Linked DNA regions of Homo sapiens: all the other regions are linked to region 3. Evidence: chromatin loops called from intact Hi-C (ENCODE). Cell type or tissue: MCF 10A. All regions are shown on one strand. Each heading gives the region's core, and the rest is flanking DNA. Links, peaks and the distances in the headings are about the cores only.

Region 1 (7,889 bases), core at 2,486-4,985, 400 kb after region 3:
TTGTTTAAATGAATTAAAAATCCACAACAAGGGTGGTAGGATCACTTTTTATCTTTGGGGAACTGTGTAGCTCAACAATCTTTATGTACGTTGTCACTATGGTGTTTTTGTCCTCCAAATAGAGGCTTAAACAGATCAGTTTTTAAAAATTAAGAAGAGAGAAAAACTTTTCAGGTAATAGTAGTTAGCATTGTTATTAATAGAAGAATTTACTCAGCATGTTTGGGACTGTGAAAGAGAAGACTGGCAAAACAATTGTAGCCTCTCGTGTGTTCCAATTTATAGTGAATACATCAGTAGAATATGAGTCAAGAGTAATCAACAAAAGCATAAAGAGTTTATGGAAATGTGGGTGAAAAGGGTTATATTCTAAATGGGAAAATTTAAGAGGTGAGTATGTTCCTTAGAAAAGATAACAGAAAATAGTAAAATATTAAATATTAGGTAATCTGAAATTATTATTTAGATTTTAAAGTACCCACTTGCTTTTATTTATTCAATCAGTCACTCACTGAGCCTCCATCTTATTTTAGGTGTGTTCTGAAGGTCCTGGAGACATATCTGTGAACAAATCAAACCAAATGTCTGCTTTCATAAAGCTTATATTTTAGTGGGAAGAGACAGAAAATAAACATATGTAAACAAATGAATAAAAATTAATGAGGTAGAGATAAGTGCTCCGGAGAGAGGTGAGGAGAGTCCACTTCCAGAAAATGGGCAGTTAGGGAAGGTCTCTCTGAAGTGGAGACGTTTGAGCAAATGCTTAAATGAATTGAGGGTCTTGGCCAATTGGCTGCTTCTGTAAACAATATCCCTGGTAGAGGAAACTGCAAGCATAAATGCCCTGAAGTGGAACCTGTTTGAAATATTTGGGGATCAGCAAGGAGGACATTAAAGCTGGAGCAGAATGTGTGAGGGAGAGGTAGCAAATAACATTGGGGCAGTGGACAGGCCAATTCATGGTGCTGTTGGAGCGTGCAGAGGAGGAAAGTGGCATGATTAGATTTATGTTTTGAAAGGTTTAATCTGCCTACATCATGGATAATAGAACATGCGGGTGGAGGTAGGCACAAAAGTGGAAACAAGGAGACTGTTAACTGGTTGCATTGCCCCCCCACCCACCCCATGACAGGATGATGGAGGGGATGAGAGGAGGTTCAATTCTAAGTGTACTGCAAAAATCATCTGTTAAGATTTGATGATGGAAAATACGTGGATGTGTGAAAGAGAGAGGAGTAAAGGAATGTGTTTATGAAGTAAAGGTGATTAGACTGAACGACTGGGTTAAATTGAGACACTGTTTGTTGAAATGAATATATCACGAGGGAAGTTGAAGGTTCAGTTTGAGATTCCTGAGTGTCACTGGGTGGACAGGATGTGGCACTTCAAAACAGACAGCAGCACCTCAAGGTCTGAATTCTAACTGTGACACTACCTGTGTAATTTTACAAACACTTTGAGGTTTGGATCTCTTCTATATAATGGGAATAATCGTTTCAGCCTCTCAAGACTCTATTGAAGATTAAAAATAAATATTCATAAGCACTTATAAGCATGCATAAATACCTAGAATATTGTTGTTAATAAAAGGTAACTATTACATAAAATTTTATCATATATAATATTCCTTAATTTTTGCTTGTGATAAGTTATGGACCCTTTGAAGTCATAGATATTAATAATCTATTTTTTGTGAGTTACTTAGGCATTATTGATTGCAAAAAGCAGAAGCACTTTGAACTTCATTTAGTAAAATTTTTAAAAAGCTGGCTCTGGGGGAAGTGTCATATGAATATAGGTTCATAAAATCCTGCCATAGGAATGCCAGGAATGCTATCTGGGCTTAAGAAAGGTCTGTACCAGCCGGGCCCGGTGGCTCATGCCTGCAATCCCAGAACTTTGGGAGGCCGGGGTGGGTGGATCACGAAGTCAGGAGATTGAGACCATCCTGGTTAACACGGTGAAACCCCATCTCTACTAAAAATGCGAAAAGTTAGCTGGGCATGGTGGCGGGCGCCTGTAGTTCCAGCTACTCGGGAGGCTGAGGCAGGAGAATCACTTGAACCCGGGAGGCGGAGCTTGCAGGGAACCGAGATCGCGCCACTGCACTCCAGCCTGGGTGACAGAGAGAGACTCGTCTCAAAAAAAAAAAAAAAAAAAGGAATTAGAAAACTATAAGGAATCTCTCTTCCTATCTCATCTCTGTTTTCTCTGCATATGTGTTTCCTTTCCGTTTTATCTACATACTGGATATTTTTTTGGCTTCTCTGAAAATGTGACTTACATATAGTACAATACCTCCACCCAGGGCTGCCATGTTTTTATGTTCAGCTCTAGTCACCAACAGATACTAGCCTCTCAGTTCTGTGCCATATCCCCAGGTGGGAAAATGGCATTCAGCCAGGGTTGTCAGGTGTCTAGCACTAATCGGTCACCTCTAACCATAGGGAAGAAGTCAACTGAAATTAGGTCTGGGATCTACCACTCATCAGCCACCAATGGCAAAGGTAGAGGAGGGGAGAAGTTTGCACAATATAAACATAGTTATTGGGGACCCAGCCCCAAGGACAATATGGGGAGACACTAATTTTTAGAGAGGAAAATGTATTATGAGCTTGGCAGACATCCCAAAACGTATCTAGGAGAACATACTATTGATAATAGTAAAAAGTATATAGATATATTTTTGAAAAACTGTTAATAGCATATTTTATGAAAACCTGTCTTGTATTATATTTTCATTATTTTTGTTTCTAAAAACAATTTAATGAGTAAGGTTTAATACGTGACTGATAGGCTGCTGGCTGCAATCTTTGAAATCCTTAGTGCCCAACCCAGATTAGCACTCAAGAGCTGCTACTCTCTGCTCTAATTTTAGACTATTGATTCCTCTGCAAGGGGTAAGAAAAACAAAAGTTTAAGTGTTTCAATAACAAAATAATAGCACCATGTTGAGTTGATGGTGAAAATCTCAAAGGAGTTCTTAACTTTCAGATAAAATTTCTTAGTAAAGCTTCCTTTTATTATAAATCCCTCTATGAGTCAATTCACTCTTCAGACTTCTTTCTCCCCTGCTGAGCCTCAGCATTAAATTTCTGACCACATGGAATGTATTTAAGTAATCAAATCCACTCCTTGCAGCTGGCCTGACAAGAAACAGCTTACTGTAATTGAGAATGCTGTTTAAACCCATCATTAGTGTTAGCTGAGTCTTAAAAAATTTTGAATTTTAGTTTGTTACACATCGTAACCCAGACTTTAAATATTTTAAAGCTTTTTTTCATTGACCTTCTGCTAAGACGAGTAAATTTACATTTTACAGATCCATCTTCATGATTGAAGTAGATTTGGAAAATCAAAAATAATATTTCAACAAAAACTCCCATAGGACAAAATATTAAGCATTATCAGCTCTACCAGTGGATAATATGTTAAAAGAGAATAAATTAAAACTAACACTTTTGAATACCTCCTAGGTTCCAGTCACTGTGTATTAACTCACTTAATCTCAGGATAATACTATCAACTAGTTTTAGATTTTACTATTTTAGTAGGTAAAGAAACTGAAGCTTGAAACTGAGAATTGCATCCACTTTTCTGTCTCTACAAATTCTCTATCTGATACATTGTGTTTCCTCTCGGTAAAGAACCATAAGGTATCCTGTAGAGTACTTATCTCACAAAGAACTCACACAGTTTCACACAGATCATTTGTACTTCATACTCCCATCTAGACCACTAGCCAGTGTTTTAGTCCCCTCAGCAATACTTAGGACATCTCCCAGTATTTATACCTGCATGAAGACCTCCAACTACAGAGAACTCAATACCTCCAGAAACTAAGTGCTGGAAATATAAAAACTGTAGTTAAAGAGAAACTATCTCTACTCTAAAAAGGATGCCATCTAGTGGGAGAGATAGCATTAGTCCAACAATTAACATATATGTATTTGCTATATAGGGCTCTTATCTTACTCTACCCTCTATTAGAAGTCATTTGCTGTTATCTCACTTACAAGATTTTATACATCCTAAAGGCAGTGTTTCTTAAATTTGCTTTATCTTTTCAGTTCTAAGTAAAGTGCTTTGAATTGAACCTACTTATGATATTTGGGGGAAAAGGTTATACATATGCACACGAACACATATATAAACATATATATAATGACAGTAGAACACAGCATATAATAAGTACCAAATAGAAACTATGCATGCTCCAGGAAAGGGAATTATCACAGATGGCTATATGGCTGTTTTAGAAAACCTCTAAGAGGGTAAGAAAAACGACTGCAAGGAGACCAGGATAATAGTTATAACATTTAGAAGCAGAGAGAAGAGGGAGAAAACTCCATGCAGAAGGGATGGTAAAAGCAAAGACAAGAAAAGGAAACTTTCAAAGCAAGTCTAAAGAATCTGGAAGAACAATTTGGTGAAATATAGTTTAAGATAGCAGGGAAATAATGGAGAGAAAAGTAGAGAAGAGTTACGTATACCCTCAAGGCTGAGGTTGTAACTTCACTTATAATAAAATGCCACCTGAAGATTTCACAGCAGAAGGCAACCTGAGGTTTTGGGGAATTTTATAATTCTCAGTTGTCTAGGGTGGATTAAAGAAGAGGATGAAGGAAGAAGATTTAGGGAATTAACAATAGTGAGACTGACTGAGATGTGGCCCTAGCTATGACAACAGGGATGGTATTGGAGGTATTCAGGCCAAAGGTAAAGCTGAAGGTAAAAACAATAGGGTTTGATGGCAAATGCATTTGGGAGGAGTAAGAAAAAGCAAGCAGGCCTCACTCAAAGTTATGTTTGTACACAGGAATGGGTAAAGGAAGAGGCACAGGAAGGAAGGCCATAGTGGGGAGGGGTGGACAGTGAAGGAGTGACTTTGATGCTAAAGAAGCTCCCTCCATGGCTGTGGGAGGGGATTATAAATGTGTTTACATGGTCATCTCTCTTTGTTGCAAAAGTAAGGTATTTTATCTGCAATCCCCAGGTGACATCCTCACCTGTCACACTGCCCTTTGTGTCAAATGGTGGTAGAGTGGGCATGACTATCTGTGAAGAATAGTTAGTTAGAAATTCATTTAGTTTGGGTTTAGAGGAATATTTTGTTTGCATTATTTAGATATTGCTACTGTTCTGTTGTATAAATATTTCCAGGAATACTCCTACCATCTCACATAGTGTTGTGACACAAGTATTCACAGATAGAGGTTTTACTGCTATTCCATTGTGAACTACAACACTGATACGGGAAGGATGTGGTTAGTGGAGGAGAAATAAGATTTGAATTGTATTGGGCCAGAATATGCTCTGTGGAAAACTCTTTCATATCATTCAGCTCAGCTATGAAAGAGACTTGACGGAAGTTTCCCCAAATATCAGAACAATGCCAATGGCTATAACATAACCATCAATGAGTTGTGAAACAGAAATGCGCTTTTTAAAACTATCCATAACAACTCTTTTTTTTTTCTATCAACCAGCTACAGAAAAATCCTTAATTTTGTTTCCTGTCTATAGAAAATATTATCAAAATCATTGTCATATTAGAAGATGATCAAAACGTAGACCTCCAAAAAGCATAGGGATTTGTTGACTAATAAAACAGAAATTCTATATTGTTTTCTAGATTTTGTGATGTTAATAGTGTTTTCAGGTTTAGAAAATTTACAGTTGTTTGTTATTGCTTTTCTCATTCAAAATAAATATTCACTTTCCTGCCAACTATGGATACATAATTTTTTAAATCTTTTTCTTAAAGAAGGAATGCAAAATTATATAATTTTGAGGCCCCACAAACTTTGCATCCCACCCTGAAGAGGAAAATAATGGCAACATTTATAGGAAAATACACATCTCTATGGGGGGACAGAGCAGGGAGAGATTGTTTAAAGAAAAAACTGACTGTGTAACCTTAGTTTCTTGCTGGTACTAAAAGTCTGTTCTGTGCTTAGCTAGAACCAAGTTAGTGTTGTTAATTTCCTTGTGGAAATGCGGTCCTTTTAACAAAGGTTACATAGTGTAACAGTAACAAAGGTTACTGTTATGTGCAGGTAAAGGCACACAGCTTCTGGAAGTGTCTGTCAGAACATTTCACCCTGTGGAGACACGCTGACAACATAAAAATCTGCTTATGTAAGCACTCTCTTGTAACTCATATGTTGGTGTAGCTTTTTAAAAAAGCAGATAAAAAAGAAAAACAAAGACACTTCAGGTAGACAAAACAGTTTCCAGTTTCTAAAGACATACGTTTAATTTATTTTTAAATTACTTCATATTTTCTCTAAGGGTTAACACCCAGACATCAAGGAGGTGTATCGGGACACAACAAAGCAAGAAGAGATATAATTAAAATTCAGTTCAGCACGACATGAGAAATTTTGACTCCATAATCAATCATGCTAACCTAATGTATAAAAAGCATTTTGACAAATTTTTGAGAAGTTTCTCTTTTCATCAGCCTTAAGTAAGCCTATCGGCATTCCAGCCTATCCTATCATCTAATTCAGACTCTGAGGCATCCTTCCAGTAACAATGAGAGAACTAGAAAATTCACTGGTAAATCAATAGTCCTTAAAAGTTCCATAAATGAGTTCAGGCTGCCAACCCTCAGTTTCATGTGTATGGAACATTTTTTGACAGGAGAGGGAAATAGGTATTAAATGATAATTGAAATCAATTCTTGTGCCATTTTTGTGCAAGGAAAGATTATGAGCCTGATCTGTAAGGCATTTTGAGGGGAGCCACGTGTGGCTTTTTGTGTAATAGCCAAGAGCCTTTACCCAAAGAAAGCAGATTTTGTTAGAGTTTTTAGACTGGATATTTGTATTCCATTAAACATTCTTGTTTGAGTTTCATGCTCTAGTCCCCATTTTTTAGAGACTAATTTACCAGGATGCATTGCAGAGTTTTGTTTCTTGAAATGTAACTAATATTTAAAATAACTAAAACATGCAAGGTTAATGAAATGTATTGTGAAACTATAGGACGGACATAATACTATTATGGTTCAACTATTCATAGAATGGAAAAAGGTAGCGGTATGTAAATACTGTTAAAATATTACATTTATTTCCCATAGTTATGTAAGATGTCACCTTTTAAAATTGTGTATATTCTTCTCTGCAGTTGAAGTTTGAATAAGCCATCCTTCTTCTAGTGTTATTTAAATTTTAAGTCATTTTAGAAAAGATGCAGATTCTTCTATTGGCTACAATACTCAGAATTATATCCAAACCTGTACTTTATAATTAACATGATGACTAATGTCTTTTGTAACACTTACAAGGATGAAAATAGGTTTCTCCCTGTGCCATTTTGAGATGGCTTCTAGCTGCTGTAAAGTATTATATCATAAAGTATTTTAAAGTTTCCTCTAGGCTCTGTTGGAGTAAAAAATGCCGTGATCTTTATGCAATTTGTGCTGTAGACACGGGGAGGACAGCAGTGGCAAAAATGACAAACTGCCATCTCAGCCTCAGGGAGTTCTATCTTTTTTTTGAAACATTATTTGTATATTTTAGGCTATATTATTTTCTATCTTTTGATCATACACATGGCCTAAGGATTAAAAATGAAAGTGATTTGAGCCTTGATTTATTTCTATGGGTATATTCCTAAAAAGCTATGCTGGGTACAAATTAATAATTTTAAATCATGTTTTTCCTTCTGAGTTCATTATAGTTTTGACAATTATACTCCCACTGAAAAATTAACACCCTATATTGGGTTACAAATCATATCTAAGAATCCTAAAATTCACTTTGGATTTTGTTGGTTGAAAAACATTAATTGCTGTGTTTTGACAGCACCACCCTTATAATTTTCTGGCAAGGAAAATGTAAATACAAATTGCCTGCTTAGTAAGATTGTCACTGACTTTG
Region 2 (7,889 bases), core at 2,486-4,985, 470 kb after region 3:
CTTTCATTTTCTTTTCCATTACATTTTAATAATACATATAATTTACATATACACATTTACTTTGCACATTACATATAATGGTAGAAGCAAAATCTTTTTATTTGTTGCAAACTATGTTAGATTTTGAGAGGCTTCCAAAATAAAATAATAAGTGTCTTCAAGTAACTTAAATTATCATGATCTTAACATACATGTGAAAAGACAACTATATACATATAAATGTGAAAATACGCCGAGGCCAAGGTACAAATGTGAAAATGTACTGAGGCCAAAGGTATTAGAAAAATATATAAATGAGTATATCTCAACTCTCAGACTATGGTTTATTATCAATATTTTTTGTTTTTGTTTCCTTGTAAGGAATGTTACCACATTAAATATGTATTTATTCTGTTTTACAGAGTAGTGGTTTGTTTTATATTTTATCCTTTTATTGCCAAAGTTGACTATGTGAAATGTATTATGAATCTTTCTGATGTTACAGTTTCCTTAATATGAAATTCAAAGGTATTAGCCATTAAAAGTTATAAACTAGCTGATTAATGGCTCTTATTTTTCATTATAATATACGATGCATTTATACTAATTATTTTACTTACCTTTGACTTTGGTTCACTTATTTAATATTTATAAGTTTTAGTTTCCTCCTGGGTTGTTGGAAAGATTAAAACAGATGATTCACTTAAAGCTCCTCATGAAAGGTCTGGCATTTAATAAGCATTGTCTTTGGAGTTATTATTTATCACACATTTATTGAGCACCTACCATGTGACAAGCACTCTTCACAGTACTAGGAAGTTAAAGAGGTATAGTACACTTTTTATTAATGAACATTTCAAGGTTTAATTATCTGGAGAATGCAAAATCACATGGGTTATTTTAAAGAGTGCTGAAAGGCTGTCTTGTCTCGATGGTTGGAAGTAGATAAGAGAAGGATGGTGAAGGTAAGTGAAATTAGTCACTGTGGTTATAAAGGAAGGTAAATTTTAAAATTAGCAGGGCACCCACTAGTATCAACATAGAATAAAAAGAAAATGTATACAGAATCCTGAAAGATACAAAGATCTTTTCCATATGCTATAAGATAAAGATATGAACTTCATTAACTTTTTACAATAATAATTAAAGAAGATAATTTTAATGGAAAAGATATAAAGTCTGTGCTATAGGCATTTTCTTCTAGAAACTAGACAACTTTTGATTAAATCACACTGGAACTGGAATAAGTGTAAACCGAATTGTACATGAAGAAACATCAGATTTTATCGTGGGCTGACTATAAGTCTCAAAGGAGTAAAAGAAGGAATTTTGTGACATTTAGGTATCTGATTTGGTAATATGTAAAAGCCAACTATAAAAATGTTAAATGTGTTTAATCTTGGGAATAAAAAAAATCAAGAAGAGAGGAACAAGATTGAGCAAATGATATTGAAGCTGAGATATCAAGAAACATGTTGGTTCACTCACACGGTCAGACTGTCTATTAGAAAGTCAAAAATAACAGATGTTGGCAAAGCTGCAGAGCAAAAGGAACACTTATATACTGTTGGTAAGAATGAAAATTAGTTCAGCCACTGTGGAAAGCAGTTTGGAATTTTCTCAAAGAACTTAAAATAGAAGTACCATTGGGCCCAGCAATTCTATTACTGGATATATACCCAAAGGAAAATAAATCATTCTACCTGAGAGACACATGGACTTGGATGTTCATCGCAGCACTATTCACAATAGCAAAGACATGGAATAAACCTAGGTGCCCATCAGTGGTGGATTGGATAAAGTAAATGTGGTACATATACATCATGGAATGCTATGTGGTCATAAAAAGGACCATGTTTTTCGCAGCAACATAAATGCATCTGGAGGTCATTATCCTAAGCAAATTAATGCAAAAACAGGAAACCAAATATCACATGTCCTCACTTATAAGTGAAAGCTAAATCTTGAGTATATAAGGGCATAAAGATGGAAACAATAGACATTGGAGACTCCAAAAAAGGGAAGGAGGGGGAAAGGGCTGAAACACTTGTTATTGGGTACTATGTTCACTATCTTGAGTGACAGGATAAATAGAAGCCCAAGCCTCAGTATCATACAATATACCCCTGTAACAAACATGAGTATGTACCTCCCTGAATCTAAAATAAAAATGGAAATTCTAACTTAAAAAATAATAATAAAATAAAATGGTTTTCCATGGGGAGGAATAGGACTAGGGAGTAAGAACAAAAATGCATTTAAAAAACACATTAGTCCTAAATCTCCCTTTCCTTTGTACCCCCAAAAGAGCCCACTCATTCATTGATCTTTAGATCACAGTGCATTATTTTACTCTATTCTTATTTATTAAAGATGTAGCTTATTTTATTCAATTCTCAGTCCCTCTCTAAATATTCTATAAGAGTTTTGTACCTGAAGTCAGTATTTTTGCTGTCTTTATTTTCTTTTTAAATGTGTAATAAGCAGTACATATTTGATAATCTATCCAAAGTCTCTTATGTATGGCAGTATTAGTATTTTTTTTCATTCTAATATACATTTTTATTAAATTTTTACATTATTTACAAATTTGTAGGCTTCATTATAATAACAAAGCATTTATTATTTATTAGAATATACAAGTATGTTGTGACCTGATGGCTGGAAAATGCTGCTCTGGAGAAATTAACACTGGCTAGGCAGTTGAGAAGAGGTGTAGGAAGCCCAAGGCTTATATACATACAACAAGGCCCTGTAAGTATGATTGCTCTGCCACTCCATTCTGGCCTGCTATTGAATTGGTCATCTCTCAACACCACACATCAACCTCGGGCCTGACCTCAGCAATGTCACTTGATCATGTCCCTTCAGGGCATAGTCTAAAGGCTGCTGGGCTAGTTAGTAACCTGACCTCGCTCTCAGTATTCTGGAGTGATCAATATTACCATACAGAGGCCATTGCAGGACACTCACTGGTGACCCACTGGCTGGTATCACAGTCACACTGAGAAACCAAGGTACGGATGGAGAATGCTGTACCTCAAAGCCATTTGCCTCCTAGAAGTGTCCAATTCAGTGATTCTGGATCTTATCTGTCATAGTCTACCTTATTTAAGACCCTGTGGGACCTCCAGTTTCTCAATCCTTGCTCCTGTAGTATTCTTTTCAACATCAATTTTCTTGAGATACTGCTAAAAGCGATATATTTTTCTCTTATACTTTACAAAAATTGTCTTTACATTATGAATCTTCACAATGATGAAACTAAAAATATTCAGTGACTGGTGCTCCAGAATTTCCCGCATGATTTATACAGCTAAATCCTTGCTACAGTATAAAAACTGCAATATTTATTCATAGCCTTGAAGTTATTGAAAAGAAGAGGTTGTCAGGTAGGGTCTTGATCAGAATGTGTCTAAGAAGCTCCATCACATTTGTCAGATAAGTTTTTGAGGTTGCCATTTTCTGGGCACAGCAGTTTAACCTGACATTGGTTTGCAAAGCTTAATAAAAAGATTTTGCAAACCACATTAGTTCAAGTATCAATAAAACATTGGCTTTAGGTTTTTTTTATTGATTTGACATCAGCTCAGAAGAAGGCAGGAGTATGAAGGTCAATTTTTTTCTTAAGGTATTTTGTAGAGACCTGTTCTGATAACAGCTCAGATATTACAATAGCTAAGCATTTCAGGCTTGTGTGCAGTAATATCCTTTTGCATGAAAAGTTGCCCAAGTTTCTAGCTAACCAAATGTCAAAGCATGTACTTGGGCTGTAAACTAATTCGTAGCAAAACTCATTAAGAATTCTGGTTGCAGTAATAGCTTTTCTTCTATTGCCATTGCCTTTAATGAGAAGCAGAACAACAGAAGCCACATTACTGGTCTGACAATTTGTTCTATTGATTTTTTATGCCTGCTCTGCTGCCATCTACAGGAAGGAACTACAAAACATTAGACTGGTATTAGTAAATTTGACTTCTGCAAATATAGTAAAAAGAGGCTAGTGCTTAGATGTGATACCATTGCATGACAGTTTACCTTCTTTTTTTTTTCCCAGTGGAGTTCACTGGCTAAAACATAGATAAGGAATACATATTCAGAAAATCATTATTATAGACAATTTTTATTTCAATCATGGAAATAAAGAAATAGATATTGCGTTTAACAAATTTTCTAAACACATTTTATGCCAAATTTAATTGAATTTCATTTAACATTCTACTTTTTTCTTCCCTTTATTCCTTTTATATAATTATTTGTATTTTGTTTTAATTCATGTAAAAATCAAGAAAGAAAAAAAGAAAATTTGAATTTAATTTAAAAAAAAGTAAAGATACATGAAATATCAATACAGATGTATTTTTTACATTCCTGTAATCTTTTATCTCATTTCAAATCCTAAAATGTTCAATTTTTCATTTAGTTACAATTGCAGTCATTGAAATACAGAAATGAAGACTGTAATCCAAATCTAACCTAAAACATTCATTTCTCACTTATCTATTTTTTGATGTTTTATCCTTAATGAGCACACACTCCAAAGATATGACTCTGGCAGTAGCCATTTTAGAGTTATATTTAGGAGAAAATTGATCATCTCACTGAGAAATCACATTTACCCTTGATCAATACTTCTTCAGAAACCTAATGCTAAAACTCAGTTTCATTGTAATTACACTGACTTCTAGTAATAAATGTATTTAATGGAACTAGAACTAGAATTCTGGATATAGTTTCATGTTTATAACCTAACATATAAAATATAAGTTTTATGTTTTCTTTTAGGGCACATTTGAATACTCCAACTTCATATTAATGGATTAGTATCAATTTCTACATATCTCTAGTGGACATACATAGGAACTGGGTACTGAATGTGATTGTCCCTTGAAAATGAATTCTACTTTCAAATATTTAAGATTAATCAGTTTCATAGATTTAAACTACTAGTAGTGGTTGAGCTTACACCCCCACATATTACTTGACTTTATATATTTAAAATCATTTTAAATAAAGCTTAAATAAGTAAATAGGTTTGCCAGTGGAAACATTACTTCTCAAATAAGATGCCCATTGAGCAATAAGATGGAGCTTACTGGGTGAACATCCAAGCAGTTGCTTTAAGTGACTGAAAAAGTATTTAATTTGTTCTTCAGATCTCTCCGTAACATGACACTTGATTTAATATTGTTATCCAGTGTGAGTCTTATGGCTGGATTGTTACAATCTCCGTATGTAACACACTGAGTATGTAACAGAGTCAGGTTACATACTGCCATATGATTTCTTTATTATTATTATTTTTATTTTAACTTTTAGGTTCAGGGGTACATGTGCAGCTTTGTTACATAGATAAACTGTGTGCCATGAGGGTTTAGTGTACAGATAATTTAGTCACCCAGTTAATAAGTATAATATCCAATAGTTAAATTTTTTTCTGATCCTCTCCCTCCTCCCACCCTCAACCTTCAAGGAGGCCCTAGTGTCTGTTGTTCCCCTCCTAGTGTCCATGTGATTTTGTTGTTTGTCTCCCACTTGTGAGACACATGTGGTATTTGGATTTCTGTTTCTGAATTAGTTCTGCTTAGGATAATAGCGCCCAGCTCCATCTATGTTGCCGCAAAGGACATGATCTCATTCTTTTTATGGATGCATAGTATTCCATGATGTATATGTACCACATTTTCTTATCCAGTCCACCATTAATGGACATTTAGGTTGAGTCCATGTCTTTGCTATTGTGAGTAGTGCTACAATGAACATACCTGTGCATACGTCTTTATGGTATAATGATTTATATTCCTTTGGGTATATACCCAATAATGGGATTGCTGGGCCAAATGGTAATTCTTTAAGTTCCTTGAGGAATTTCCACACTGCTTTCCACGATGGCTTAACTAATTTGTACTCCCACCAGCAGTGTATAAGCATTCCCTTTCTCCACAACCTCACCTGCCTCTATGATTTTTTGACTTTTTAGTAATAGCCATTCTGACTTAGGTGAGATGGTATCTCACTGTGGTTTTGATTTGCATTTTGCTAATGATCAGCGATCTTGAGCATTATTTCCTATGCTTATTGGCCATCTGTATGTCTTCTGTGGCTTCTTATTCACAAAGTAAAATATGTTTCATCACAAGAAGGGGATATTTCAAGGTAATGTAGACTTTTCATCCTAAAAAAAATGATTTGACATAATTAAAGACAGTGAGTACAATATAAGCTTAATTTAGCTACCACACAATGTATATATACATGTATCAAAACTTTATGTTGTACATCATTAATATATACAATTTTTATTTAATTACAAAATAAAAATTAAAAATTGAAAAATAAGTTACAGCTTGTAAAATTTAGCCAGTATCTATAGAAATTAGGCCTTTTTTTTGAAATAATAGAAGGCAAAACAAAACTAGTAACTAGATTACATCAACATTTAAAATTCAAATGTGATAATATCATAATAAGAATATTTCTATTTGGGAAATTTGGGAAATCAGACCCGTATACCAATATAATAACATAATTAAAACACATTTTTAAAAAGTAATTATATTGCTTCATTTTAAATGAAGTCCACTTATCTCCTATATAATGGGTGTTCAAATCATCCATTTGCATTTGGGAATGGCTTGGCAAAGCAATTTTGATTCAAATCCTTCACGTGGTTGAAGTCAAATTGTGACTGGTGCTGAAATAGTGGGGATTCTGTAGCAACTGGTAGCTTCCTGGGCATCTCTCCATTTTTATGTATTCTCAGGACCTCACTACGTAGCCCTTTCCTATGGGCTGCTTTGGGCTTTTTCATGCCATAGTGGTCCCAAGGATATCAGGCTGCTTTTATGGCAGCTCAGGCTGCAAGTATGAGTACCCCAACAGAGAATCAGGTGAAGGCTGTATCATCTTTTATGATCTAGACTTGAAACTTTCAATGTCATTTCCAGCTTCGTCCCAGACCTTATCATATTTAAGAAAAAGGAGAATGTAGACCACACTTCTTGAGGAAATGTGTCATGATCACATTGTAAGAAAAATGAGTTGGATATGAAATATTGTTGTAAATATCTTTGGAAAATAAAATTTGCCACAGCATCAGTGAATAGACCATAGACTCTGAAGCCTATCTTCCTGGGTTCATATCCCACCTCTACCACTAATTACTTGTGTGACTGTGTACAAATTATTTATCCATACTGCCTCTATGTTCCTCTCTCTGAAACAGCAATATAGTGTTTACTACCTGATATGGTATGGCTCTGTGTCCGTACCAAATCTCATCTCTAATTGTAATCTGAGTTGTAATCCCCGCATTTTGGGCGAGGGACCTCATAGGAGGTGATTAGATCATAGAGGTTGTTCCCACATGTTGTTCTCATGATAGTGTGTGAGTTCTCTTGAGATCTGATGGTTTTATAAGGGACTTTAGCCCCCTTCACTCTGCACTTCTCTCTCCTGCTCCCCTGTGAAGAGGTGCCTACTGCCATGATTATAAATTTCCTGAGGCCTCCCAATCATGCAGAACTGTGAGTCAATTAAGTCTCTTTCTACATAAATTACCCAGTCTTAGGTGTTCCTTCATGTCAGCATGAAGGCAGACTAATACAGTAAATTGGTACCACATAGAGTAGGGTGCTGCTATAAAGATATCTGGAAATGTGGAAGTGACTTTGGAGCTGAGTAACAGGCAGAGGTTGGAACCATTGGTAGGTCTCAGAAAAAGACAGGAAGATGTGGGAAAGTTTGGAACTTCCTGGTGACTTATTGAATGGCTTTGACAAAAATGCTGATAGTGATATGAACAATGAAATTTAGGCTGAGGTGGTCTCAGATGGAGATGAGGAACTTGGGGACTGGAATAAACGTGATTCTAGCTATGCTTTAGCAGAAATTGGTGGCATTTTGTCCCT
Region 3 (7,889 bases), core at 1,790-4,289:
ATGACTACTTATGAAACGAGAACCCAAGACTTGGGGAAAGATTGTTTCCTAGCGATTGAGGCATGCAAGTTACATTTTATAGCCGCATTGGTAAAAGAAGGATGGGCTTTGCCTCCACGCTTGGTGATATCATGAGGGTTTAACTTTCCTTTAAATAGAGGTGGGATAATACAAAGTAGCTCAGCAACAGTACCTGGTGAAAGAGACTGGCACATCTAAAACTAGGAGAAAGGGGAAAATTAGAGCAAACGTGGTTACCTATTTTCTAGTCTCTTCTTTCTTCTACATGTCTTCCCAATTCTTTCACAAACTGTGACTAATGAATCATATTGTTTTTGGTTTTTAAATTCAGCCCCTCCCAACCTCCCTTCCACAGATAGGGTCTGGGGAAAGGAGGCACGGATAGGTTACCAGAACTAATTCAATATCCTAATGATTGTACACCTCAATCATGTCTCTGCACAATATTTCTTCGAGCCGCTTTATTTGTTTATCAATGAACATCCTACTGCGTCCCTGAGATGTAGGTCATCGGAAATACCAGCTGCCGATCACATGCAGTCTTCATTGTATTTCCAGACCCAGTGCGCTGCTGATTCCTGCACAACTGGAGTGCGCCTGAGCTGTGTGAGGGAAAGGAGACACCTGTGCCTTAGGGACGCAGGTGAAGTCCCATCTACCTTCCTGAGACTTTCCCTGGCGCTTTTCCACCCTCTCGGGTGGCTCACTTCTCATCTCCATCTCCCCTGTCCACTTGTACTCAGACCTCTCTCTTTAACCTGCGCTTTTCCCGCGCTCTCTCTCCTCTGCGCCTTAGCTGAAGACACAGAGAACTCCACAAAACTGGGCATGCCTAATAGCCAGGGAAGGCTTGGGCGCAAGAAGAAAGCGTTTGCATCTTCCGAGCTCCCTTCCCCTCTGCAGCTGCCTCCTGCCAGTCAGGCCACCCGACTTGCGCTACCGCCCAATGAGAGCCCGCGGCCTTCTGCCAGCGCCCCGCCTCTCCTGGCACCACCACCAATGAGTGGTTGGCGGAGGTGGGCCGCGTCCTGTTCCCGCCTCTCCAGTTAAGGCCGCTGGTGTGAGCCGGGGCTCTGCGCGAGCGAGGGACGACGGAAGGGACGGGCAGGTGTGGGCGCGGGGCCACGCAGCCCGACGGCGGGAGTCGCAGGTGCTGGGTGCATGGGCCAGTGAGGACGCACAGAGATCCCTCGCCGCGCGGAGGAGGAGCAGCGCGGGAGCCAGGCGCTGCCCCAAGACCCTGCCTGCGTCCGAGCGAGCGGAACCTCGCGCTTCGCCCGGGGACAATCCGAAGTCCGCGCTATGGAAGAGGAGAAATATTTGCCTGAGCTGATGGCAGAGAAAGATAGCCTGGATCCATCTTTTGTGCATGCGTCGCGCCTTTTGGCAGAAGGTAGGACTTGCCCCCACAGATGGGCACAAACCGCCGGCTGCCTATCTCACCCGCGGCTTGATTAGGGGAGTGAAGTTGGGGAGGGACTCCTCTCCCCGCCTTCGCAGAAACTGTCCCCCTGAAGATGCTCGCCTTAGAGCTCGGGCGGACAGACCCCGTTCTTGGGGCGGACAGCAGTGCTCCTTCTCCACGTCTTAATTTGGAGAAGACCAAAGCTACGGAGATCTAATGGCAGTGGCGATGTGACCTGTTAGGATCATTGATAGAGAAACCATAAAGTGTATGTAACGCGGTCTACAGGGACATTTTCACTTCGCAGAGGGAAGGGAAAGCAGTTTGGAAGTAAATGGTGATCAATGTAGTGTTCTAAGAGCTTCGTAGCTACAGATCGGTATTTTTATTTTTATTTTTTGCTGCATTTAGGAAGTGATTTTTGATACCCTTTAATCAAAGTCTATCCTATGGAAAGTGTTAGAATTAACCTATGCATTAAACTATGCATGTTCTTATATGTATGTTAATGTGGTAAGTAAAGGCTAAAGTGCTTATACATTTATTTGAAGTGTGATGATTGGGTACTCTGTGAGATATTGGTCCCTGGGAACACTCTATAATTGATCAACTGTTTTACCAAGTGTGCATTTTCTTTTGTGTACCTGTAATGTTAAAGGGGATTTCATTCCTAGAGGAACACATATGTCTTGTTTTTTGCATTGCTTTGAAAGGTTTTTTTTTGAAAAAAGACACATGAACTTTATTAACCGAATTACTCCATTTATGTTATAATAATGCCATCTAAATACTAAAGACACCTATGGTATCTGTAGTTACTTACCCATGCCTTTTTAAAACATCTGCAGATTTTTTTTAGATGAATGCTTCATTAATAATGAATTGCTTCATCATCAAATTGGTTACAATGCAGTTTTGTAGCTAAGTTTGTTATGGACTTACATACAGCAAAAAACTAAAACGGATAACTTCCTCTACCCAAGCTCCTCAGTATTAAAAGATTTTTTTGAGACTTAGTTGTACCAAGGAAGAATAAATTCTGCTCCTCAATATATGATTTAAATAGGCATTAGCTATATTTTTTAATTTATGAATTGTTATTTATATTAACAATGAAGTGTAAGGTATTTTTCTATGTTTAAATACTAAACAATTAGGAAAAGATTTATATTCAAAACATGGAACATGTGAAATAACTAAACTGTTTTCAGGGAAAAAGCTAGTTTTATAGATAAGTGGGAAGGTGAAATACAATTATGCCTACTACTTTCTTGGTTACTGAATGAAAAAAAATATAAATTAAAGTGGAAAAGTAAAGTCAATAAAAACGAACTTTTTTTACTTTCCCAAAAAAGACAACTACATAAAAATAATAGCAAAATAATGTGTTAATAGATGTTTAAGATTGTTTGAAATGATTTAAAAGGCAAGTCTTACCAGTCTTCAGTATCTTTAATATATTTTGAATAGTCTTCAATATATTTTCCAGAATTTTCTTTATGTAGCTTATAATATGTCTTTAAAGTGAAAAAAAAGTTACAAATTGATCATTCTCTCTGACCCGCTAATTGGAGTTCTATTTGAGACAAGTGGCTCAAAGATTAATTCATCAGTCATTAATATGAGTTATTGTACTTGAAGACGGCCAAGCTAAATAAATGCATACAAGAAACTCTTAACAGAGTGCATAAGTATTTCTGTGGCTGGTAAAACAGTCAGAGAATGCACTTGGTTCCTTAACATTTTATCTTTCCTAGGAACTTGATTTCTTGATATAATACTTAGGAACATGTTCTGATGTACCTTGTAATTTGATTTTTTCCCAGCAGGGGGAAGCATGCCCTGCTTTTGTAAAGAATTAGAAGGAAAAGCTCCTAAATAGAGAAAAACATCTAAGTAAGAAACAAAGAGGTTACCCAAATTTCAGAGAAATCAGAATGAGGAAAAGAGAATGGAGGAGGTTATAATAATCTTGGAGTACCTAAAGAGTTATGCAAAAGGGTGCATAGGTTTTATATTAGCTCTCTGTACCTGGGGCTCTTTACATGTGCTAATTAAAGAGTGTAAGATGATTGTTCTTGGAATCTCAATAATCTTAATGTATATTTTATGGTATAGATCTTTCATTATCTTTCCAAAGGCCAGTTGCCAAGATGTCCACGCTTAGTTTCAGATCTCTATAGAAGAGTATGGTTGAGATTATTTTATTTCTCATACCTGAGAATGCACTGATTGAAGGGAGTGGCTGTAAATAAACCTGACATAGATATTCATTTGGAAAGAAGGTGCAAAGTACATTTCAGTCAGTACTGTGCAGACAGTGTCAAGCCTGAGTGAGTAGTAAAAATGATACAGATGATTCAGTTCTTCAGAATGATTTTCCGGAAGCTAATATATATAAAGGCAGTAGTATAAACCAATGAGATTTCACAATGATTTATTTTGCATTTTGATTGGTGATACAGGCAAATCAGTGCTCAATTGACAGTGCTTCATGTAGAATTGAAGGCTGTGGGGTTGAAAGTACTAGTTGGATGTTTATTTGGGGTTTTTGGGGGGTCCATTGTAGTTTGTTTTATTTCACTTGTTTGTGCTGTGTGTTTTCAATGAGAATGATTTCAGTTGATTGTTACTCAGAAGAGTTCTTGAATAATGTAGTTTGAAGTTTGTTTATAATATGCTTAAATAATTAAAATAATGTTCATCCTGCGATTATAATGTTGTTTAGTTATCCACTTGTTATGGTAGGTGCTTTTGAATATGATAAAACAGCAAACTCAGGACTATCCTTAAAGTTCTACTCAGTGTCTGAATTTGGTTGCCAGATGAAATTACATAAGTTTATTTATATCTTTTCTGCTTCTGGGAAGTGCATTAAACTGTGAATCTAGATACCTAGATTTGAATTCCACTTTAACCTCAACTGAATCTGGGTAAGCTTTCTTTCCCTGGGCCCAGTTTCCTTGTCTCTCAAATTAAGGAGTTGGACTAAGTGATGTATATGTTTTTTTGCAATTCTAATTAAGTCTCAGGCTACTGATGATACAACGAAGTGATGTTTGTATATTCGGAACAAAAATTCAATGGCTGCACATTTTTGAAACTTTTTTCATTCTTTCCTAGTTTAATGATTAATAATATATTTATGGCACTAAAATGTAATTTGAGGCATATACTTTATTTTGGGTACTGGGGACAGATTTATGTTCTTAAGTCTATTGAACTACTATTAATGTTTGAGGCCAAAAATGTATATACATGAAAATATTATCTGGAAATATTCTGTGTCTGCTGACAGACATAGATCTGTTCAGATTTATATATTCAGTTATGGTGATTCCATACTCCTAGGAGCATTATAAATTTTTGTCCAATTAAGAGAGGTTTGGGGAAGATTTTCTAGCCTGAAATCTTTGCAAGCACTGAAATAATCATAACCATTTTGGTTGACTCATTATATGACGATGTCAAATATTGCCAAATATTCCAGCAGTTCGAATGGTTTTCAAAAAACTGTAGGCGCTATTTTCAAACTTTAGTAAAAAGTTTGACCTGCCATCTAGACTTGGCCTTTATTTCTGCAGATATAAATGAGATCTTAAAAATATTAAGAAAAGAGGGATTAATACTTACCACACATGCAAACTTGTGAGTTAACTACATTTAGATTATCAATAAGAACCATTTTTTAGTTAGATCGTGTTTCTTAAATATTTTTCATAAAGCTTGATAAGTTTTTTAATTAAGGAAAGTTATTAGTGTCATGTCTAAAACAGCTTCTGGTTAAAAAATAGTGTTCCTGTGACTCTTTAAAGTGACTTTTCTTTTGATTAACGTAATCACCTTTTTCTCCCAATAGACTTGGGATAATCTTATGTTTCTTAAATACAAAACAAACATGGGCAAAAAATTAAATTCAAGTTATCTTTGATCTTCAATTAAGACAATTTATGATATAGTGGAAAATTTCTACTTTGACAAGAAAAACACTTGGGAGTGATTATTGACACTTCTACCTACTGGGAAATAAAGGATGTGTCATTTTTTTTCCACCTCTCTGATACTCAGTTTCTTCATCTATATAACAGGAAAAGTGATACCTACCAGGCAGGGTTCTTTTAAGATGAAAAAACAAAAACAAAAACAAACAAACAAAAAACAACTTCTGCTTGTGATGCTTGTGATAACATAAGCCGTATTTTAAAAATTTATTTTATTTTATTTTTGAGACAGAGCCTTGCGCTGTTGCCCAGGTTAGAGTGAAGTGGTGCGATTTTGGCTCACTGCAACCTCTGCCTCCTGGGTTCAAGCAATTCTCCTGCCTCAGCCTCCCAAGTAGCTGGGATTACAGGTGCGTGCCACCACACCCGGCTAATTTTTGTATTTTTAGTAGAGACTGGATTTCACCATGTTGGCCAGGCTGGTCTCAAACTCCGAATTTTGTGATTGACCTGCCTCATCCTCCCAAAGTGCTAGGATTACAGGCATGAACCACTGTGCCCGGCCAATAATTTTTATGTGTATAACAAAAATATAAGCAGAAATTAAACAAACATAACATGATGATGCACCTCAATTTGAGAAAATAAGTAAAATAAACACTGCCTTACTTTAGATTACTGCTGAGTTACATTTGAACTCATAAAGCAAATTATGAAATAAATTACCTTATGAAAAAGGATTAGATTGAGGGTTTTAAAAATATCATGTTTAGTAAATGATCACTTGTCAGTCTTTAACCATGGGCTTGATTAGCCCTGGTCCTATTTATTTCAAGAGTAATTTCAGACCTATTCAGGCTTCATCTTAAACCCACATGTTCTTCACTCTCAGCAGGTGATTTCATCATCTGTTTTATTGGAGGAAATGGATATCTCTCTTCTGCTATTCCTCAACCTCCTACCACCTAAAAACTTCCATAGCCATCGTCATTGTCTTTCATTCCCAGAAGACCAAATGTTTCTTTTCTTCAGGGTTGACTTGCCATCCATATCCTTGACCCAAATGCTCTTCATCTCTGGACTCATTCTGTAGTTAAATCCTTTATTTGTATCTCCTACTCTTTCTCCCGATCGACTCTTTCTTTATAGCAGCTGTCAACATGATTCAATGTGAATAATTTGAAGAAATAGAATACTTCTTTCACTTGCCACAAATATTGGAAAATAATCTCTCTTGACATTTGTCCTTCCTTGTTTCCTTCAAACTTCTGATAATACTAGTATATACTAGCTGCCTCACTTTCTTAATTTACCTTTTTAGAATTATTCGGTTTGGCTTCTGTCTTCATCACTGTCCTGAAACTGATGACCCTAGTGACAGAATAATCTCATATTGCCAAATTGAGTAAATTTTTTCTGACCCCTTATCAAGTCTCTTGGCTGCACTTTCCACTGTTGACCTTCTTCTGATTTCTTTCCATCTTCCTTGTCTTCTGGGCACTATATTCTACTGGTTTTACTTCCTTTTTTGACCGTTTCTTGCCCTCATCATCCTTCATTTCCCTCCTTCCCACACCAACACACACAATGCTGTCACAGTAATTCATTTAAAGTCTCACCATGTCACACTTCTTAATAATTTCCATTGCCTGCAAGGCGTAGTCCATACCCCTTGACGTTCTTATAATATGCTTACCTCTCCAGAAGCATCTCTTCAGCCTTTCTGCTTAATTTCTCTCAGGTATACCAAACTGCTTATAATTCACTCTCTACACTCCCTTGACATTCCCATACCTATTCACAGAAAGCTAGATATTTTCCCCTCATTCCCATAACGAACGCCTCTAGATCACTATTCAAACTGTTATTTTAGAATGATCAGGTTGTGCCTGTCTCTCTCACTAGAGAAACAGCTCCTCTCTGTCTCCTCTTGAGGAGCAGAACCAAGTCTTTTTCATCACTATATTAGCAGCACTTTTCACAGTGCCTGGTATGTGATGGTGCCAGGTAGAGGCCAAACAGGCTTTTCTCCATCAGATTTGAGAACCAGCCCCCTGTTGGCCCCTCTGCTACCTCTTCCGCATGTGAATAACACTTGCTCTTCTCTCTGTCCTCTCCTATCTCTAAGGTGTTGCACATGCTAAGACCTCACTTTAGAATGCCCTTTCTAGCTTCTCTCCATGATTATAATTTATCTTCATCCAATAAAACTGAGTACTGCTATTCCTTCTTCTAGTAAGCCTTTCATAATGGCTTCTCATCTAATTCATTATAAATTAAGTGCACTTCTGGTTTTATTTTCAACCTATCCACCACTACTACATTGCAACATGCAATTCTTTTTGATCTTGGTTGTCTCCCCCTCTAAGCTTGAGGGCCATACTATGACTTCTGTCTTTGAATTTTTAATGCTTGCCTTCAGTCTTATATGTAGAAGGCCTCAATAAATGTTTCTTAACTGAATGATGCTGACCTCATATCTTCCTTTTTCTCCTACCATGTGTTTAGAAGATATCTCCAGA

What was found. Hi-C counts contacts between places; a loop is a spot of excess contacts. Peaks named below come from ENCODE experiments on the same cell type or tissue, not always from the same donor. Only the 100,000 strongest peaks of a DNase experiment are listed, where the experiment ranks them.
Region 1: a loop joins it to region 3, with 12 times the contacts of the local background. A loop is called at or near these places in 5 of 110 quality-filtered maps.
Region 2: a loop joins it to region 3, with 16 times the contacts of the local background. A loop is called at or near these places in 13 of 110 quality-filtered maps.

The regions. Positions count from the first base shown.
Region 1 is chr6:61,882,833-61,890,721 of GRCh38, reverse strand. The region is part of intron 6 of KHDRBS2 (KH RNA binding domain containing, signal transduction associated 2); the gene reads left to right. Among named protein-coding and RNA genes, the nearest start is that of KHDRBS2, 400 kb to the left of the region's middle. In MCF 10A, for the core only: no CTCF peak of the experiment used is centred there; no DNase peak of the experiment used is centred there.
Region 2 is chr6:61,805,226-61,813,114 of GRCh38, reverse strand. All of the region lies in intron 6 of KHDRBS2 (KH RNA binding domain containing, signal transduction associated 2), which reads left to right. Among named protein-coding and RNA genes, the nearest start is that of KHDRBS2, 480 kb to the left of the region's middle. In MCF 10A, for the core only: a CTCF peak has its summit at 3,867 (motif pointing left); no DNase peak of the experiment used is centred there.
Region 3 is chr6:62,279,383-62,287,271 of GRCh38, reverse strand. KHDRBS2 (KH RNA binding domain containing, signal transduction associated 2) reads left to right here and starts at 1,047. Exons shown (of 9, transcript NM_152688.4): 1 at 1,047-1,414. The coding sequence starts at 1,324. RefSeq lists a silencer at 1,098-1,187. In MCF 10A, for the core only: a CTCF peak has its summit at 3,257 (motif pointing right); no DNase peak of the experiment used is centred there.